Regions from separate parts of the Homo sapiens genome. Here region 1 is linked to region 2. A link is a loop called in an ENCODE intact Hi-C map of the cell type or tissue named here. Cell type or tissue: mammary epithelial cell. All regions are shown on one strand. Links, peaks and the distances in the headings refer to the core of each region. The heading gives the core; the rest is flanking DNA.

Evidence for each region. Peaks named below come from ENCODE experiments on the same cell type or tissue, not always from the same donor. Only the 100,000 strongest peaks of a DNase experiment are listed, where the experiment ranks them.
Region 1: it touches region 2 in a loop (11-fold over the local background); 9 of 110 quality-filtered maps call a loop at or near these places.

What each region holds. Positions count from the first base shown.
Region 1 is chrX:108,395,068-108,397,995 of GRCh38, forward strand. All of the region lies in intron 2 of COL4A6 (collagen type IV alpha 6 chain), which reads right to left. Among named protein-coding and RNA genes, the nearest start is that of COL4A6, 42 kb to the right of the region's middle. In mammary epithelial cell, for the core only: no CTCF peak of the experiment used is centred there; DNase peaks (open chromatin) are centred at 1,334 and 1,554; H3K4me3 peaks cover 368 bases; H3K27ac peaks cover 2,500 bases.
Region 2 is chrX:108,311,763-108,314,690 of GRCh38, forward strand. All of the region lies in intron 2 of COL4A6 (collagen type IV alpha 6 chain), which reads right to left. Among named protein-coding and RNA genes, the nearest start is that of COL4A6, 130 kb to the right of the region's middle. In mammary epithelial cell, for the core only: no CTCF peak of the experiment used is centred there; DNase peaks (open chromatin) are centred at 1,399 and 2,109; H3K27ac peaks cover 2,176 bases.

The sequences.
Region 1 (2,928 bases), core at 227-2,726, 83 kb after region 2:
CTTACATAGTATTCAGTGAAGTTTGTTTTTATATTAATGTCATCACCATTCCACTCCACCCCAACCAATTTACTATTGCTTGTCTTTGTCACTCAATGCACTACTGAAAGATCAAGGGCAAGAGTACCTTTTCCTAGCAAAGTTTATAAAGCTCTTCATCAAAAGCTAAACATGTGTTACTGTGTGATCTTCCACATGCTACCTCTGGAGCATCAGATTCTGACTCACAGTTGAAAGTTGAAATAACTTATCAGTTTGAGGGTTTATAGGGCTATTCTCTATGACAGCAGATCCTGTGTATACCGTGAAATGTGCCCCATCAGCCAAAGGAACTTTCTTTAGGTGAGAAGAAAAATCTCCACAGATAATATTTATCAATCTCAAAAGAAAAGAACTATAAGCAAAAATTACAATGAGTTGATGCAATAACTGCAGGTATCTCATGTTTTTCCTTAACCCAATATCTAGAAAACATTACAGCTTATAAAATATAAATGATTTGACTTTGGTTTATCCTGTCAGTCTTATTAAGCAGGAGAATCAACTTCCCATGTTTCCTTAACTTTTCTATGTGCCCTGAATTATAGTTTATATTTGCCTTTACAGTTTGCATGGCAATGTGAACAAATGTACTATGATTGTCCCTGTGGATGTTTTGCATTTTCTGAAACTAACTTCTGTCCCAAGGGTCTCTCACAAAGATAGTAAAAAATACATCTAACTAGCTTTCCCAAAGGGCTTCATAATAAGAGGGGCTGACGTCATTTTCTCTCCCAGTTAACCACCTTGTAGTTTTATGACGAATCAGAACAAGCATGATTTTTGTTCTTCATATACCTCATTTAAACATGGCTGATCCAGGACCGCTTTAAACAGCATTAAACTGTTCACTTTGGACATTCTACAGCCAATTTCTTTTTTGTGTTTAAGTGTTTTAAAATGTTAATTCTCTCTCCTTTTTCACGGTACCCTCCCTAAACTCTGGGAAATAAAACATATTAATAAATAATAACAAATAAAATTAGTAAATAAAAATAAGTTATTAAATAAAATAATTATATAGAATTATTAATTCTCTTTACCACACTGTCAACTGTCTGCAGAGTGGACAGAGTGGAAGTTGGGTAAAATCTGTTTTCCTCAGGTATGTGAGAGCACTAGCCTGTACCTGTGTCTCTTGCTGTTCACACATTCCTCTGTTGTGGAATTCAGGTCAGAAACTCCGTATCCCCCACCTCCACTCCTCCTCCTACTCTTTCCACCCTCCCTTTTCAAGGCCTCCCAAGAATGAATTCACAACCTTGGAATGAAGAAGGTGAACGAAACCTTTTCTTTTCTCATCTTAGTGTCTGTGCGCTGGTCTGGGTTTTCCCAAATTGAGTGAATTCATCAAATGTGTCGGGACAGAGGTGCTCTCTCTCATTAAGTGTACTCCAGCACAAAGGCATTTCTGTTATCTAAAGTCTAGGTCCAGTGCCTGAACTTCTGGTTGGATACCTATAGAAGCTCTGTTAACTCTTTCAGAACAGAAAGGTATGATGCAGCACTACCTGCCAGTGCTAAATAATCATTCCACAGGCTGTTGGGGAGATAACACTTCCAATTCAAAAGTAACGCAAGTCATGATGCACCTAAGATTTATAAAATGATGTCATTCAGAAGGTGAGTCACAGGAAGAGAGTTCATTCAGTGCTGACTGTGAAGTCAGGGAAGACAATCAATGTAATTTGACATGAGCTCCCTTTCTCTGCCTGTTCGATTTCTATGTCTCTTTCAAGGCCTAGCTCAAAGTTTCACCTGACCCAGGAAGGCTTCCCTGACCACCAAGGCAAATGCTGACCTCTCTTTCTCCTTTGATCACTTAGCACTTGCAAATGACATTTATCTCAAAATTATTTCTATTTGTAATGACTTTCTATTCATGTATATGGTGCCTCTCCATGCAGGTTACAACATTATTGAGAACAGAAACCTTGTCTTACACATCGTATCTTCCACAAATTCAGTTATACACACAGTAGATTGGGACTCTTCAACCAAGAAGATTTTCTCTCCTTCACTAAGCCAGGCCCTAAGTATTCTTCAAGATCCATTATAAATAAGCATATAATCTACATAAGAACAGTATGTTTGTTAATGTAAATGCAGTTTCAGGACAAGTCCCTCAACCCTTCCTTCTACTCAGATTGCTATACCCTAAGCCTATTCTACATAGAAATTATGAATTAGCTATGATGGTGATGATCTGTTCTTTGAGGCCTTCCTCATCCTCTCCAAAAGTGGGTTACTCACTTAACAATCAACAATTGTTAATGTCTTTATCATTTATTGCTTAAATATAGTCAGGCGTGCACTTTTGTTTATCTCTTTTTATGTCTTGTTTCTCAAACTAGTCATTAAATTACTAGGTGATTTAGACCAGCACATTCTATTTCTTTTTCATCTGCCACAGCCCTTGAATGCTGTATGCATTCAAGTAAGCAATAAAAACATGACATTCAATTAATGGAAGATATTCAGGACAACAAAAATATTAGGCAAAAAGAACAAGCAGAGAGGAGCCATCTAACTCCCTGAAAAAAAAAAAAACACATATGGAGAAGTAGGTATACTGATGTAATCATATCACAAAGACATTGTATGGAACTGATGCTCATTTGCAGTTTTTACTGATTAGTTAGATCAGTCTCTGCCTACACATGTAGGTCCTTGCTGTAGTGTTGTCCACCCTCAGTGCAAACACATCTTTCTATAGCTGATACCAAGCAAAGGAATTCCATTGAAGTCTGGTAGAAACTACCAATTAGACAAAAATGTACCTTTTTGAAAAGGCTAATTAGCTGACATTGTGGTTCAAAATGGCCAAGCAGATACTGAAGCACAAAATGGTTAAGCAGATACTTACTGAGTTCTTTTTACACTCAAGAC
Region 2 (2,928 bases), core at 117-2,616:
AGACATTCTCTTTACTCCTACTAGAATGTAAGCTTCATGTAAGTAGGGACTTCATTGTTTTGTCCAACACTGCATCTCCAATGTCTGAAACCATGGATGACACTCAAGGAATTTTTGGTGACTATATTAATGGAGTTAGGATTTGAACTCGGGTCTGACTAACTCCAAAGTCTTGACCTTAACCCTTAAGCCTTAGTGTTTTCTAAGTCCTTTGTCTACCAGAACCTCAATACAAGGACTCAACAATGAGAAAAACTGCCATTCTGACCATATCCACCTTGGGAAAAAAGGAAAACATAAATTCTAACTGTTATCTGTAACAAGAACTTTATCTCTGGGATGGATTTAGTACCATCCAACTTTTTTGTTTAATGTTGGATGTTTTTTCCAAAGAGAAAGGCATATTTATGAGCTGACCTCACACTTAATCATTCTTGCCTCTGTGTACTGTGTGCCTTTTCCTAATTCCTAGAGAGCACTGTGAATTTCTCAGATGGTCTCTTATCTCTTTAGACATTCCCACAACACTTTATCATCACAACACCTTGGTAATAAGGTAAAGATGGCAAAGCTATGACAAAATATTACTATTTTAGATTCCAAACACCTTCCTTATACGTTATATTTTATCTCTCTTATAAGCCCTTGACATGGTAAGTGTTATTGCACACTTTCCAGTTTACCTTCCATTTTATGGAATATAGGACAGGCAAGTTTTAATAAGGGTGAGATCAAGAGGTACTCTGGCAGGAGGAAGCTAGGGGCTGGAATACAAGAGAGAACTGAGAGAGCAGCATTGAATTTTATCTTCACCTATGCTTACACCCTTGTCTAATGTTGAGTACTATATTTCTTGGTATTATGGATAATTTGTATTTCCTTCTCCATACATTTCTGTGTTTTCTAAGCAGTCTTCAACAAGCACATATAATTATTAAGAATACAAAATAATACATAATATTAAGTGATAAAAGTCATCCCCTTCAAGGAAGAGAACTTGACAGGTGTTGCCAAAGTTGAAATGGCATCTATTTGGAGCTATGGCCTACTTCCAAACAATGTCTGTTTGAGTGTTCCATAAAATTGGTCTATAGTAGATGAAAAATTTCCAGACCCCTCAAGCATGGAGCAAAGAGGCTGGAAGCAAGGGAACTGGATAAGACAGGGAAAAAAAAAACAATAGCAGGAGCTGAACAAAACCATAAGAATCAGAAGCTAAGGTTTCTTAGGAACTCGCCAGAACAAGGAGGCAAAGACACTCAGCTAACAGGAAATCATCACTGTCCTTTGTCACTGAGGAAAGTAACCAGAGAAGCCCTGTTGGCCACAAGGCAATTTCCTGTAATGCCAGCCCTGGCAGTTTCCCCAGGAGTCTTCAATTACAGTGAGGTGGGAGGAGTGAAGGCAGGCTTCCAGGGAACATGACCAGACTAGACCTGAGAAGCCTCTGCCTTATCCTGGCTTGTCTGGGGACACTCCACCCCCTGCTTGACCAGGCCATGTGGCTGGTGTCATTTCCACCTTGGAATGCTCTCCCTTTTCTCTCAAGATCAAGCCCATCTTATACCCAAGAAAATTAAAACTGGAAAGGCTTTGGGAGATCATCTAATACAGTGGTTCTTAACTCTATCCGAGCAGTACTTTATTATTTTTATTATAATTATTACTCTCCCTTGCTATCCTAAAAATAAATTCATAGGAATAAGTTATAATAAAAATGTAAGCAAAAAAATTTTTTTAAATCTTATTATTATTATACTTTAAGTTTTAGGGTACATGTGCACAACGTGCAGGTTTGTTACATATGTATACATGTGCCATGTTGGTGTGCTGCACCCATTAACTCGTCATTTAGCATTAGGTATATCTCCTAATTAAGCAAAAATTTTAAAAGCACATATTATGCCCTAACTGTATTGCAAAGAAAAAAAAAGAAGAAAAGTAATTTATATTAAAAAGATATGTATTTCAATATATAAAAGCTCATACATGGCTATATTAGAAGATGTCATGAAGTGGTAGTCAGAGGCCAACAGCTCTATAGAGAATTATTATGAATGTAACAGGCTGCTGACACAGAATGACACTGGGATGTAGTATTGATGATTCAAGTATCATGAATGCAGTTGCTATTAGTAAGTGCAGTGATTCTCTCAAATGATAAACAACTCATGGTGATGATCGTGGGTGGGGGGCAGGAAGTACAATCTTCCCTTTATTTACTGGGCAGTTTTATTTGTAACAAGAAAACCATGAAAAACTTCATTTCAATATGTAAAATGTGGTTATGTTCTAGACTTAAATAATTATAAACAGTTTTCATCTCCATGAATATCCAGAGGTCTTCTCTATCCTTCAGGATGCATAGTATTCAGAACACCTGTCATTCCTGGCAGCCACCTAGTAAGTGTCCCTGACTCCCTGATCATTTTGACAATCACAAATGGCCTCACAAGTTCCAAAATACCTCCTGGGGTGTACTTTTGTTAAGAAGTATTGGTCTAATCCAAATCACCCATTTTACAGATGATAACACTGAAGAAGATTATTTTGGCTTGGGTCACACTGTTAACAAGTGGATTCTAACACTTCTGAACATAATGCAATATTCTTCCTACTGTTCCGTACCTCTCAAGGCCAAATTCAAGTTCTATATTTTCCATGACCACTTCAGCTTCGGTGAACCACAATACTCCCTAAGTCCCATTCACTGGGTAAGTGTCTCATGTTGTTATGGGAGAGTCTTTGCAATGTTCCTAAGGTTGCATAGCTGAGAGTCTTGTTTCCTCATCCAGACCATAACGTTTATAAGGGAAAAGTCAATTTATTTTACTCCTTTGTATAAAACCACAGTGTTAAGGGGCAAAACTATGTTCTAGCCAATATCTGAGGCAGTATCCCTTAATTAGGAATATAAGTTCTGGAGTC